2 separate regions of the Homo sapiens genome follow, and region 1 is linked to region 2. The links are chromatin loops, found by intact Hi-C in ENCODE. Cell type or tissue: GM12878. All regions are shown on one strand.

Region 1 (8,000 bases), 190 kb after region 2:
AAGTGAAGGTTGGAGCATCATTTGCTAACATGCAAGGATCTCATGGCCCGGCATGAGAGTTCTCACCAAGTCCTGTGGTCTCGTGAAGCAATGGAGGGTGGCTCATGCCTGACACCTGGGCTCAAACGATGGCTCTCTGGGCCATCAGAACCTCGCTGCTGTCCTCAATGTGCCCTGCGCCTGGTTAGCAACTGGTTATCCATACCCTCAATGTTTGACTTTAGAATTTAAACATATACATATACACATGTATGTATTTATGTATGTATATGTACATATATGTATACACATAAAACATATATATAAAACATACACATAAATATATGTATACACATATATTTAAATTGTAAAGTATATGTGTGTATATATGTATATCTAAAATATGTATGTATATGTTTAAATTCTAAAGTATATACGTGTGTATATGTATATATACCTATCTGTATTCCTGTATTCTATAAGACTATTATAGATAGATAGCTTTTCCTTGGAAAAGATTTTTTCCACTTTCAAACTGGAGTCAACTTTATGTAAGGCGACCCCTCACTTCAAGTCCTCCCTTTTGGGCCTATTTAATGCTGGGCGTACCCCCCTGAGGACCTGAAGGTGGTTAGCAGTTGAGTCTGGGAAAGAACTTCCAAGCTAGTGAGGGCAGGAGTGCTTTGTAGCTTTAGGTGAAAATAAATGCATTCCCTCAACATATATATATATATATATATATATATATATATACACACACATATATATATGTATATGTATATGTATATATATATACATATACATACATACATACATACACACACACACACACACACACAAACACACACACACACACAAAGGGCTGTAGGTGTCAGCAATATCAGTTTAATAACCTTTTTTTTTTAAAGAACACCCAAACAGTGGTGAGCTGTAAAAGCTACCATCACATCTTCATATCTCTGAGGATGCCAGCAGGCCTTGCTTCCCACCTGTGTCTCCCTAGGGCCAATGAATTATAAAGAGTTGTTCTCTGACAGCCAAGAACTACTTCTGCAATTCTAGAAACCTTTCCAGGAGCCATTTATTTCCCCTGGCATTCCACTCAGTCCCAGATGATTTAAAACCTAGAAACTAGCTAGTAAATAAACGTCTTCCTCTTATAGTACTTGTGAGTCATTACCCTGTTCCTTGTGAGCACCTTATCATTTTAACATGAGAAATGCTATTTTAAGTAGACTATCATAGAGCTGAACTGAATACTTACAACCCATAAAATATCACTGTGCAATATGACTTTACAAAGATAAAACTCAATTGGGAAAACTGATCAATCAAGTGGGGGATCTATGAGGATGAGGATGCTATGCGGACCTTGGTCACAAAAATTCTCATCCCACAAGGCATCCTAACAGAAGATCCACTCATTAGGAAAAATTTCCACGGCTGGCCGAAGCATGGAACACCAGAGCAGTGAGCTCCAGCTGGAATATGCTGGGGTGGACAAGGCTTTCCCCATTGCTGTCCCCATGCAGGGGTGAAGGCAGGGAGGAGAACCTAGAATGGAGCTCCTCCCAGGACCTGGCCACACCCCTGTGGGAAGGAGGCAGCTAGGAAGAGATGAGCTGAGGGCAAGAGCAACAGTGGAGGAGAGAGGGGTTGGAGGGGACTTGGGTGAGGGCGCCAGGGACACTCAGGTTCAGAAAGGGCTGTGAACCACTTCCCCTCACCCCCACCCGAGCCACCCTCAAGCAACCTGTAGGGTCACTGGCAAGAGGCAGCCGTGAGAGACTAGAAGGGGAGTATTTACGGGTTGGTCTTGCTAAGAATGAAGAAAGCGCTCCCTTCAGGGATGGGGGCAATTTTTTCCTTCATGTTCAACTCCGAGATCCTTCGAGGACGGGGTCCGGCAGGAACCTCAGGTTCATCCTCCTCCTCTTCCTCTTCCTCTTCCCCTACTTTAAATGAAATACTTTTTTTATAGGCATGAAATAAAGACTACATATGGGTTTGAATTATTCTTAATTTCACATGCAAATTTGGCTTAAACTTTAACAACATCTACCTGCTTACATGAATCAAAACCCTCCTGCTCCTTCAGAACATGGACTGAGTGTGTGTTGCAGGGGTGGGGGGTGCTGAGAAGTGTCCCCGTCTGGTGAGCATGTTTAGTTTGCGGGAATGATGAGATTCCCACCAGCGTAAGATCTGACCACAGATGAAAGGTGGCAGTGCTGAGATTCTCACTGCCAACCTCCCAACACCTGGCTGTTTCCCCAGTAACCTCCTCGCTCAGACTAGCCTGAGAAACTGTGTGGGACTTTCAGTCTCAATCAGCTCCTAGGCTCCCAACTCCACAGTCCCACCCACATCAGCCAATAAATGTGCCAGTCAAATATAAAAGTGTCAGGTGAGCGCTAACACCGGGGGGCCTCCTGGACCAGTCTCCCAGCAGAAGCTGGGACTGCCCTGACCCACCTGCACTTTCCCTCCCCATCACCTGGAATTTGAGTGACACATTCTGCCTGTGACCATGGGAAAAAGGCGAGCTAACTGGTCCCACGGCCTTGGTGGCCTCAGCAGCTCATGTGCACGCTGCTGGGCTGGCTGGCCGCAGACTCGGCAGGTGGTCACAGAGCAGTAGCAAAGACACACAGCAAAGCCAGCGTCTCCGGCCTCCGCCACCATACCTGGCACATCGCAAGGCGGATAGGGGTCCTTGTCTTCATCCTCTTCTCTATAGTCATCAATTGTAACCTAGGATGACAAAGACATCTTGGGAGGAGGGGAGACTGACTTAAAATCACTTCAGAGAGGAAAAGTCACCCTGGTGGTCCAGCATAGGGCATGGATTCCTCCCCAAAGCTGCATCTGTATTTGAGTGTGCAGGGACAGGCAGATGTCCCCAGATGGTGATTCTGCTTCAGACAGAAGGCCTGAGGGCAGGTGAGAAGAAGGCTGAACCCTGACCCAGTCGTGGTTAGCCAGCACCATTCAGGGCTCTGTCCTTGCCCTGTGCCAGCACATTCACTCATACCATGTGATAATGCATCTCATACTCCTGTCTTCCTGCCAGACTGTGAGCCCCATGAAGGCAGGGACCTGTCTTCTTCATTCCTGAATCCTCAGTGTCTGATACATGATAGCCACTCAGTAAGCATTTATCAACTCGATGAACAGAGAAAGAACAAAACAACCAGGGCTGTCATAAATGGGATTCAGTTTTACAGTATAGCCCTGAGGCCACCTGATCCTGGGATTACCTCTGGAAACAGACATCTATTAAAAATCCGCGATTTTCATACCCACTCAGAAGATGCTAACGTGATCCTGACCACGGGTCAGGGCTGATTGCACAATTCCAATAAAGAAAACATAAGTGGTCAAACTAGTCAATTCTTTATCATATTGGTTTTCTGGTGAAATATCAGTAAACACAACTAACTGCCTAAATTCAACCAGAATCCCCCCTGGGAAGCCAGGGTCTATATGGTGTGCCATATTCTTCACACCAAAATATTACAAGAATGATACACAAGACACTTCCACAGTGTAAATGGTACATGTATGGAGATCAACAGGATCATTTTGAAACAAAAAGGGGAGAAGCATCTTAGAATACATACCTTGTTGTCACTGTTGGCTATCTGGTTGACTTCTGGTTTGTTGTTCTTTTTATTTTCTAGGCTCTCTTTTCTAAAGAGAAGAGAAAAGAGCACAAGAAACCAAATAACCATGTTACTCTGTATAAAAATGCTAATCAGGATTCTGAATCAATAATGCTCCAATGAAGGACAGAATTTAATTAGAAACAACACTAACCACAAGAGCCTAGCACAACCCAAACTCAGAGCTTCCTGGTAATCTCAATGCGATGGATTCATTACACAGACCATCTTATTAAAATTCTCATCTGAGAGCTAATCAGCATTGAATGCATCATTTATTTTATGACACCAAAATTAACTGCAGTGATTCTTTAAGCATGGGGACACGTGACTCCCACTCTCAGCCCCGAGGGATGACAGCCAAGAGCCTGGCTTCTGCCCAAGATTCCATCCGTTTTGGTCTGCAGTGCATGGTCAACCATGATCCACAAAGCAGCAACCCGGGGGCTGCAGCTGCCGTGATGCGGGGGTAAGCCTGGCAGGCTGCAACTGTTGCAGGGCTCCCAACACAGCCCCTGGACAAACACGTCAGGGGAAAATAGGGTTACCTGGCAATCTTTTTCCTCTCCTTTTCTTCCGCTTCTTCTTTCTGAGCAGTGTTCAGACTTTCAGCATCAGCCAAATTGTCTACAGCGATGGCCAAGAAGACATTCAGTAGAATATCTAATTTCAACTTTTTAAGGGCACAACACACTACTAAATGCAACTACGTGCGGCCAACAATGGCAACGCCACACACCTCTGCATCCCGGGAAGCTGGTAGTAAGTGACCGTCCCAAGTGTTATACTCACACAGCAAAACTAGAGTACCAGAGCCCTGCTTTTCAAACAAAACAAAACAAAACAAAACAAAACAAAAGTAAAAACCTGTAAAAGGACAGTCTACAGAAGTAAAATTAAGATTCACTAAAACCCATGAAAACCCACTAATTTCAACCTTTCTCTGTGTGTGTGTGTGTCCAAACATCTACGTATCTATAGCTATGTTATACATTTTATAAAACAATCTATAACATAAACATGGTATAATTAAAAAGTAGTTTGGGTTTTTTTTTTAAACACATACTACAACTACAACATATATATTCAGGGGAGTGCTTTCCAAAACAGACCACTTCAAAGGTTGCAAGTTATTCAAATGATGATGCCCTTGCACAAGACAGTATGAGACTTTCTCCTTTGAAATAACCTTCAGAGTCTACAGATAACTCATTCATTCCTTCACTCCACAAACACTGACTGACTATAATGTGTCTGACTTACTGCCACCTGGTGCTGGACTGTTGTGAATAGTCTCACTGCAGCTCGATCTTTGATCACTGTACCTGAACTTGATTTTTGCCCTCTCCAGCCCAGGACAAATTGCTTCCCGAGGCTCATTGCAGTTCCAGTTAAAAAACACAATAAAAGGTTAGGTGACTGAACAAATTATCATATTTTTTCACTCTTACTCTAATGTTGTATACATGGCTTTCTTGAATGTTTTTGTTTTTAACAAGTATTCTGAACAAGACTCCTAAATCAGAAGATGCCTGTTTCTTACCCACTAGCAGTGAAGCATGTTTTTGAGAAGCACAGGGATGAGAGGGCAATAAGTGAGAAGGCCCCCTTCTGTGACAAATGCTTCTCTCTGCCTGATGCCCGGCCATCTGCAGGCAAAACTGCAGGAGCCCAGAGACCCCGAGACAGGAGCAGCATAGCACTGTCCCATACGCCCTGTGCAATTTGTTGTCTTGGATGGGTTGCTGAACACGTAAACCAACATAACCTAACAAGGAACAGATGATGAAATCTCTGTGAGGGAATAGCACGCCTGACTAATCTATTCAAGGTTTTAAAGAGGAGAGAAACGTAAGTGAATTACATTAAGACTCAAAAAGCCTTTGACATGCTGGCCTATTTTTTAACTGGAGCTGCAATGAGCCTCAGGAAGCAATTAGTCCTGGGCTGGAGATGGCTTGGTAACATGAGCATTCCTCTGCTAGGCCTGGGGTAATGGTAACTCGGACAGGGGCTAGTGATGAGACTAGCTGTACTGAGTATTCCCTCCATGATCTCAGTGAAGAAACAATAATCTCTCTAGTCTTGCCATGACACTCAACTCCTTTGGGTAGTGGAAAGCAAATCCAGAGTGATGAGCCACAGGAAGATCTTACAAGCTTGTAACAACTTTCCAGAGCAAAATCCATCATCTGTATTGAGAGGCATTACTCAGACCCTCCTAAAGAGTGGCATGCTCTGGAATTCATCCAGAAAGATCTACCAAGTACCTCCAATGTGTCAGGCACTGTTGTGGGTGCTGAGGGCACAGGAAGAAACACCACACACTGGAATGTCTACTCTAGTTGGGGAAGACAGAGCATAAGCAGCTCCCTAAGCACCTCTGATACAGTGGCATGTGCTATAAAGAAAACAACATGCAACCACAGACAAGCACCAGGGAATACTTCTCTGCAGATTCAAGTCCAGGATGTTGCTGTGGCCTAAAGAGTCAACCATAGGACAGCAGAAAAAGAAAATAATGACCTTTCATTTACCAAGGGCCAACTATGTGCAAGATCCCGTACTCTATTGAGAGATGTGAATACAAAAAGATTCCTGACTCAAGAAGCTTATCCATCTAGTTAGGGAGATGGAGGAATGCCCACTCAAAATTCCAGTAGACAGGCCGGGCGCAGTGGCTCACACCTGTAATCCCAGCACTTTGGGAGGCCAAGGCGGGCGGATCACCTGAGGTCAGGAGTTTTAGACCGGCCTGGTTAACATGGAGAAACCCCATCTCTACTAAAAATGCAAAAATTAGCTGGGCATGGTGGTGCACACATGTAATCCCAGCTACTCAGGAGGCTGAGGCAGGAGAATCACTTGAACCCAGGAGGCGGAGGTTGCAGTGAGCCGAGATTGCACCACTGCACTCCATCCAGCCTGCGTGACAGAGTGAGACTCCTTCTATAAAATAATAATAATAAATAAATAAAAATCCAGTAGACAGAAGAACCTACAGGCAGTAAGAGACGTGGATAAAATCTGAGGGGGAGCTCAGAGGTAGAAGAACCTTCTCTGGGTGGGAGACAGGGCAGGGGTGGCTCTTGTGGAGGGGGCCTTAGAGCCGAGTCAAGGGACTACAAGGATGTATATGTGTTGAGATGGGGTTTTTATAAAATACCTTATAGCACAAAGCATTGTCCTTGTAGAAAAGGGGGCAGGTTTGCACTGAGGTTACCACACTGAAGAAAATTTATCAGTGAGCCAGACAAGATAAAGAAGAAAACACCTACAGAGATCTGGGCCACCTTAGAAGCAGAATCCAGATTAGGACCTTTTAAAATGGAAGGGTGAAAACCCAGATGTAGTATCATGAGTGTGTACGTCGTTCATGCATCAAACATTCATTAAAGGCCTCTGTGTACCAGGTCTGGTGCTAGGCATGGAGGACCTGGAGATAAAACACCGAGAACCAAAGGCTATAGGATCAGGAAGGGTCTGAATGAGGTAAATACAGATCTAAGGGCCAATTCCAGAAGTCTAGGATTAGAGGGTGCCTCTCGACAGGGAAAAGGGGTAAAGTAAGGCAGAGAGAAGTTATGCAGCATGATTTAGCAGCTAGCCAATGGACACTTGATCCGCAAAGATGGACAGATCAGCAAAGTGAAATTAGCCCAGGGGAGCACAGATCAGTCCACAAAGATGGCTCTCATCAGTCACGAAGGGTCTTAGGAAGTCACAGATGGACGCCTAAGCTCCCAATAATGATAACATAAAGAACCACCTGGCCTTGCGCTCAGCCATCCCTCGGGACCTGTACAGGAGACATGATGCCAAACTGAGTGACCTCTGGGACCAGTATGTGTGCTGTCTCACGCTCCTTCCCTGGGCTTGCTTCTCTTAGCCAGAGCGCATCCCTCAAAGCCTCTCTGGAATTCTGCTTACAGGACGCTGTCCCCCAGCAGCATGGAAGAAAAGCAGATATTGAGCTAATAAGGTAAAGGCATTTACCTCCCTGCCACAACTACTACCACCACCATCACCACAGAGAAATGCAGAGGAAGAAAAACAAAACCAGATAACGACGGCAACAACAAAGCCTGGTCGGCTTGAAGGATACAGTTACCACAAATGAAGAGGATGATGAAGTAGATGCAGACGATCATTCCTGAAGAGGATGGGCCCCCGTAAGCCATGATGCCATCGTACATCACAGCATTCCAGTCTTCGCCTGTCAGGATCTGAGAAGCCAAACTGGTATCAGCCAGCAGGTGGATTCACAAATTGCAGCCGCTCTCTTAGAGCCCCTCGGTGGCTGCCTAGATCTGGTTTAAGCTGCCTTTCACAGTCCAGTTTGCACTGAACAAATCC
Region 2 (8,000 bases):
TCAGAAAATACTACAAACACCTCTACGCAAATAAACTAGAAAATCTAGAAGAAATGGATAAATTCCTCGACACATACACCCTCCCAAGACTAAACCAGGAAGAAGTTGAATCTCTGAATAGACCAATAACAGGATCTGAAATTGTGGCAATAATCAATAGCTTACCAACCAAAAAGAGTCCAGGACCAGATGGATTCACAGCCAAATTCTACCAGAGCTACAAGGAGGAACTGGTACCATTCCTTCTGAAACTATTCCAATCAATAGAAAAAGAGGGAATCCTCCCTAACTCATTTTATGAGGCCAGCATCATTCTGATACCAAAGCCAGGCAGAGACACAACCAAAAAAGAGAATTTTAGACCAATATCCTTGATGAACATTGATGCAAATTCCTCAATCAAATACTGGCAAAACGAATCCAGCAGCACATCAAAAAGCTTATCCACCATGATCAAGTGGGCTTCATCCCTGGGATGCAAGGCTGGTTCAATATACGCAAATCAATAAATGTAATCCAGCATATAAACAGAGCCAAAGACAAAAACCACATGATTATCTCAATAGATGCAGAAAAAGCCTTTGACAAAATTCAACAACCCTTCATGCTAAAAACTCTCAATAAATTAGGTATTGATGGGACATATTTCAAAATAATAAGAGCTATCTATGACAAACCCACAGCCAATATCATACTGAATGGGCAAAAACTGGAAGCATTCCCTTTGAAAACTGGCACAAGACAGGGATGCCCTCTCTCACCACTCCTATTCAACATAGTGTTGGAAGTTCTGGCCAGGGCAATTAGGCAGGAGAAGGAAATAAAGGGTATTCAATTAGGAAAAGAGGAAATCAAATTGTCCCTGTTTGCAGACGACATGATTGTATATCTAGAAAACCCCATTGTCTCAGCCCAAAATCTCCTTCAGCTGATAAGCAACTTCAGCAAAGTCTCAGGATACAAAATCAATGTACAAAAATCACAAGCTTTCTTATACACCAACAACAGACAAACAGAGAGCCAAATCATGAGTGAACTCCCATTCACAATTGCTTCAAAGAGAATAAAATACCTAGGAATCCAACTTACAAGGGATGTGAAGGACCTCTTCAAGGAGAACTACAAACCACTGCTCAAGGAAATAAAGAGGATACAAACAAATGGAAGAACATTCCATGCTCATGGGTAGGAAGAATCAATATCGTGAGAATGGCCATACTGCCCAAGGTAATTTAAAGATTCAATGCCATCCCCATCAAGCTACCAATGCCTTTCTTCACAGAATTGGAAAAAACTACTTTAAAGTTCATATGGAACCAAAAAAGAGCCCGCATCGCCAAGTCAATCCTAAGCCAAAAGAACAAAGCTGGAGGCATCACACTACCTAACTTCAAACTATACCAGAAGGCTACAGTAACCAAAACAGCATGGTACTGGTACCAAAACAGAGATATAGATCAATGGAACAGAACAGAGCCCTCAGAAATAGCGCCGCATATCTACAACTATCTGATCTTTGACAAACCTGAGAAAAACAAGCAATGGGGAAAGGATTCCCTACTTAATAAATGGTGCTGGGAAAACTGGCTAGCCATATGGAGAAAGCTGAAACTGGATCCCTTCCTTACACCTTATACAAAAATCAATTCAAGATGGATTAAAGACTTAAACGTTAGACCTAAAACCATAAAAACCCTAGAAGAAAACCTAGGCATTACCATTCAGGACATAGGCACGGGCAAGGTCTTCATGTCTAAAACACCAAAAGCAATGGCAACAAAAGACAAAATTGACAAATGGGATCTAATTAAACTAAAGAGCTTCTGCACAGCAAAAGAAACTACCATCAGAGTGAACAGGCAACCTACAAAATGGGAGAAAATTTTCGCAACCTACTCATCTGACAAAGGGCTAATATCCAGAATCTACAATGAACTCAAACAAATTTACAAGAGAAAAACAAACAACCCCATCAAAAAGTGGGCGAAGGACATGAACAGACACTTCTCAAAAGAAGACATTTATGCAGCCAAAAAACACATGAAAAAATGCTCATCATCACTGGCCATCAGAGAAATGCAAATCAAAACCACAATGAGATACCACCTCACACTAGTTAGAATGGCAATCATTAAAAAGTCAGGAAACAACAGGTGCTGGTGAGGATGTGGAGAAACAGGAACACTTTGACACTGTTGGTGGGACTGTAAACTAGTTCAACCATCGTGGAAGTCAGTGTGGGGATTCCTCAGGGATCTAGAACTAGAAATACCATTTGACCCAGCCATCCCATTACTGGGTATATACCCAAAGGACTATAAATCATGCTGCTATAAAGACACATGCACACGTATGTTTATTGCGGCATTATTCACAATAGCAAAGACTTGGAACCAACCCAAATGTCCAACAATGATAGACTGGATTAAGAAAATGTGGCACATATACACCATGGAATACTATGCAGCCATAAAAATTGATGAGTTCATGTCCTTTGTAGGGACATGGATGAAATTGGACATCATCATTCTCAGTAAACTATCACAAGAACAAAAAACCAAACACTGCATATTCTCACTCATAGATGGGAATTGAACAATGAGATCACATGGACACAGGAAGGGGAATATCACACTCTGGGGACTGTTGTGGGGTGGGGGGAGGGGGGAGGGATAGCATTGGGAGATATACCTAATGCTAGATGACCAGTTAGTGGGTGCAGCGCACCAGCATGGCACATGTATACATATGTAACTAACCTGCACAATGTGCACATGTACCCTAAAACTTAAAGTATAATAAAAAAAAAAAAGCTATCAAAAAAAAAGAGTTGGTTTACCTAAAAAATTACACAATTAATATATTTTTAAAAAACAAGAAAAATAAATAAATAAAATTATACAATAATATATTAGTTTGCTAGAGCACACATTGGGTGGCTTAAATAACAAAAATTAATTGTCTCAGTTCTAGACAGAGGAAGTCAAAAGTCAAAATATTGGCAGAGTTGGTTCCTTCTAAGGGCTGTGAATGAACAGTCTGTTCCAGGCCTCTCTTCGTTTGGCCTGTAGATGGCTGTCTTCTCCCTGTGTCTCTTCACATCATCTTCTCTTTATTTATGCATGTCTCTGTGCCCAAAATTTCCCTTTTCATCAAGACACCAATTATACTGGGTTAGGGCCCACCCTAATGACTTCACATTAACTAATTAATTTTGTAAAGACCCTCTCTTTTATGTATTTATTTATTTATTTGCTTATTTTTTGAGACAGGGTTTCACTCACTCCTGTCACCCAGGCGGGAGTGCAGTGGCACAATCTCAGCTCACTGCAGCCTCAACCACCTGGGCTCAAGGGATCCTCCTGCCTCAGCCTCCCAAGTAGCTGGCCAGCCACTGCAGGAGCCACTGGGCCTGGCTCATTTTTTGTATTTCTGGTAGAGACAGGGTTCCACCATTTTGCCCAGGCTGGTCTTGAACTCCTGGACTCAAGTGATCTGCTGGCCTTGGCCTCCAAAAGTGCTGGGATTACAGGTGTGAGCCACCATACCCAGCTGTAAAGACCCTCTCATTAAATATGGCAACATTCTGAGGTACTAGGGGTTAGCACTTCAACATATGAATTGAAGGGGACAAGAGGGAAACAGTGGACAGAATTCAACCCATAACAAGTAATTTTAAAACTGTCGAAACTTGATCAGGCATGGTGGCTCATGACTATAATCCTAGTACTTTGGGGGGCCAACATGGGCAGATCACATGAGCCCAGGAGTTCAAGACCAGCCTGGCCAACATGGTGAAACTCTGTCTCTATTGAAAATACAAAAATTAGTTGGGTATGGTGGTGGATGCCTATAATCCCAGCTACTCAGGAGGCTGCGGCAGGAGAATTGCTTCAACCCGGGAGGCAGAGGTTGCAGTGAGCCGAGTGCCACTGCACTCCAGCCTGGGCAACAGAGTGAGACTCTGTCTCAGAAACAACAACAACAAACTATTGAAACTTTCTTTAGTGAAATAATACATTTCAAGATAAGACATTCCAAATTTTTCTTTTACTCTTTTCTCTTTGGCGCCTACTTACAAACATAATTAGGTTCAGCAAAATCAGTTTTGAGCTAGCTATAGTGCCTCACATAACAGTAGATGTGCAATAAATGTGCTAATTTGAATTTTATTCTATCAGAGCCTTAATAATGAATCTGCTCAATAGTGATTACATCCCATGGAATCAAGCAAGTTCCAAATGACTACAAGACACTTTATGTCTCCAACACAACATGAATCATCTGAATGCAATGGCCTATTGAATCTTTATTTTGTAGAGCCTTGAGGGTGAAATATAGCCAAAATATTTTCTACAGGCTATTTAAATGAGACCAGATGACAGATAGATTTCTTCCTTTAATCACCACTTAAGAGGCATGGTGCCACTTAAGCCATGAAACATAAGCTACAAATAAAACAAAAACTTGCAAAAAAAAATTGGTAACAAAGGAGTTTTTGGCCATTGGCCATCAATAAAGGAAAGGAGGGAAGGAAAGAAGAAGGAGAAACTAATTAATTTAGCCACAAACATTTGTGCAGACCAAAAAATTTCCAAATTTGATGAAAGACATGAATGTAAATATCCAAGCTCAATAAACTCCAAATAGGATGAACGCAAAGAGACCCATACCAAGACATATTATAATCAAACTGTCCAAAGCCAAAACAAAAAGAGAATCTTGAAAGCAGTGAGAGAGAAGCAACTTGTCTCATACAAGGGATTCCTAATAAGATTAAAATCAATTTTTTTTTCTTTTTCTGGAGTGCAGTGGCACGATCTTGGCTCACTGCAACTTCTGCTTCCCGGGTTTAAGCAATTTTCCTGCTTCAGCCTCCCAAGTAGCTGGGATTACAGGCATGTGTCACAACACCCGGCTAATTTTTTTTTTTTTTTTTTTTTTTGTATTTTTAGTAGAGACAGGGTTTTGCCATGTTCGCCAGGCTGGTCTCAAACTCCTGACCTCAAGTGATCTGCCCTACTCAGCTACCCAAAGTGCTGGGATTACAGGTGTGAACCATCATGCCCAGCCAACATCAGATTTCTTTTCAGAAGCTTTGGAAGCCAGAAGACAGTGGGTTGATATATTCAAGGGCTATAAGCAAAAATAAACAAAAAACAACAACAAAAACCTGTCAACCAAGAATCCTACATGTGGCAAAACTGTCCTTCAGAAGTAAGGGAGAAATTATGACATTCCCTACAAATAAAAACTGAAGGAGTTTGTTATCACTAAAACTTCCCTGCACGAAATCCTAAAGGTACTGACCTAAGGAGTGAAAAAAAGAAAAGAAAAGAAATGTTAAAGGGTGTTCTGCAGGTTGAAAAGAAAAGGCAGTAACTTAAAGCCATATTGAAAAAAAAAAAAAGATATCAGTAAAGGCAAATAAACAGGCAATTACAAAAGCTAGTATTATTGTAACAATGGTGTGTAACACTACTTTTTGTTTTCCAGGTAATTTATGAGAGTTTTTAAAATACATTTTTAAAAAATTATTAGTCTAAAAGCTAGTATTGTTGTAACTTTAGTTTGTAACTGTACATTTTGTTTTCTATATAATTTAAGATATGAATGCATTAAAAATTATTAGCTGAAGGTTTTCAACACATAAAGTATAAAGATGGATTCCTGTAACATGAACAGCTGAAAATGATGGGAACAGAGCTTCTAAAGGAGCAGAGTTTATATATGTTATTAAATTTAACCAGATGTAAATTCAACTTTTGGATATTAAATGTAATCTCCATGGTAATCACAAAGAAAAAAATAGCTAAAGCATATACACAAAAGGAAATGAAAAAGGAATTTAAACATTTTGCTACAAAAAAAATCAACTAAGCACAAAAGAGAGCAGTAATGCAGGAAATGAGACACAAAAAAACCTATTATATGGCATATGGAAAACAAATAGCAAAATAACAGAAGTAAGTTATTTCTTATCAGTAATTACTTTAAATGTAAATAGATTAAATCTTCCAGTCGAAAGACAGAGATTGACAGAATGGATTAAAAAATGGTTTAACTATATGCTGTCTACAAGAGGCTCATTGGTTCCAAAGACACAATTAGGTTGATGAAAAAGGATATTCCATGCAAATAATAACCTAAAGAAAGTAGATGTGGTGAATATGCTAATATCAGACAAAATAGACTATAAATCAAAAAAAGATTACAAGAGAGATAAAGAAGGATATTATATATTAATAAAAGGCTCAATATGGAAAGAAGATATAACAGTTATAAACTTTTGCAAAACAAATAACAGACCATCAAAATACATAAATTAAAAACTGACCGAATTGAAAGGAGAAATAGACAGTTCTACAATAATAGTTGGAGACTTCAATACCTCACTCTCAATGACGGATAAAACCGACAGAAAATAAGTAATAGAAGACTTGAACAACATAATCAATCAACTATGTCTAACAGACATATACAGAACACTTTATTCAACAACAACAGAATATACATTCTTCTCAAGTGCAAAAACATTTTCCCAAAATACCTTATGTTTGGCCACAAATTAAGTCTCAATAGATTTTAAAACACAGATACCATACAAAGTGTCTTCTCTGAGCACAATGGGATGAAGTTAAAAATCAATAATGGAAGGAAAATTGGAAAACAGACAAATTTGTGGAAATTAAATACCATCATATTGGCGATTAGGATTTCAACATATGAATTTTGGGGGAACTACAAACATTCAGTCTGTAGCACTACTTCAACATGATAAAAACTGTGTATGAAAAACCCACAGCTGGCTGGGCGCAGTGGCTCACGCCTGTAATCCCAGCACTTTGGGAGGCTGAGTTAGGCGGATCACAAGGTCAGGAGATGGAGACCAGCCTGGCTAACATGGTGAAACCCCGTCTCTACTAAAAACACAAAAAAATTAGCTGGGCGTGGTGGCGGGCGCCTGTAGTCCCAGCTACTTGGGAGGCTGAGGCAGGAGAACGGTGTGAACCTGGGAGGTGGAGCTTGCAGTGAGCCAAGATCGTGCCACTGCACTCCAGCCTGGACAACAGAGTGAGACTCTGTCTCAAAAAAGAAAAAAGAAAAACCCACAGCTAACATCATACTAAATGGTGAAAGATTGAAATCTTTTCCTCTAAGATCAAGAACAAGGCAAGATGCTCACTTTTTGCCACTTTTATTTAATATATACTGCAGTACTGGAAATCCTAGCCAATGCAACTAGGAAAAAAATAAGCATGCAATTTGGAAAGGAAGAAGTAAAATTTTATCTGTTTGGAGATGACATGATCTTGTATGTAGAAACCCCTAAAGATTTCACAGTTATACACCAAAAAAAACCCCGTTAGAACTAATAAGTAAATTCAGCAAAGTAGCAGGATACAAAGTCAACACAAATCAGTAATATTTCTATACATTAACAATAAATAATATCAAAAGGAAATTAAGAAAACAACTTCATTTATAATAGCATCAAAAAGGATGAAATACTTAAGAATTAACTGAGGAGGTGAAAGAATTGTACAATGAAAACTACAAAAGATTGCTGAAAGACATTAAAGAAGACATAAAGATATGGAAAGACATCCTATGTTCATAAATTGAAATACTTCATATTGTTAGGATGCCAATACTAGCCAGAGGAATCTGCAGATTCAATGCAATCCCTATCAAAATACCAATTTTTCTGCAGAAATAGAAAAAAATTCTAAAATTTGTATGGAATCGAAAGGGATCATAGATAGCCAAAAATAATCTTGAAAATAGATTCACGAAAGTGGAATACTTACATTTTCTGATTTCAAAACTTAACTACACAAACTGTGCACTTAAAAATGGTTAAGATGGTAAATTTTATGTTACATGTATTTTACCATAACAAAAAAATTGAGAAAAAAACTTACTCCAAATCTAAAGTAATCAAAACAGTGTGGTACTGTCATAAAAACAAATACAGACCAACAGTATAGAATAGAATA

Evidence for each region. Peaks named below come from ENCODE experiments on the same cell type or tissue, not always from the same donor. Only the 100,000 strongest peaks of a DNase experiment are listed, where the experiment ranks them.
Region 1: it touches region 2 in a loop (6-fold over the local background); 5 of 110 quality-filtered maps call a loop at or near these places.

Annotation. Positions count from the first base shown.
Region 1 is chr3:53,726,749-53,734,748 of GRCh38, reverse strand. It overlaps CACNA1D (calcium voltage-gated channel subunit alpha1 D), which reads right to left. Exons shown (of 48, transcript NM_001128840.3): 15 at 7,750-7,870; 16 at 4,193-4,307; 17 at 3,603-3,672; 18 at 2,667-2,733; 19 at 1,787-1,934. Among named protein-coding and RNA genes, the nearest start is that of CHDH, 120 kb to the left of the region's middle. RefSeq lists enhancers at 2,015-2,553, 2,554-3,094. In GM12878, a CTCF peak has its summit at 4,920 (motif pointing left); a DNase peak (open chromatin) is centred at 2,251.
Region 2 is chr3:53,916,560-53,924,559 of GRCh38, reverse strand. No RefSeq gene overlaps it. Among named protein-coding and RNA genes, the nearest start is that of SELENOK, 29 kb to the right of the region's middle. In GM12878, a CTCF peak has its summit at 3,078 (motif pointing right); no DNase peak of the experiment used is centred here.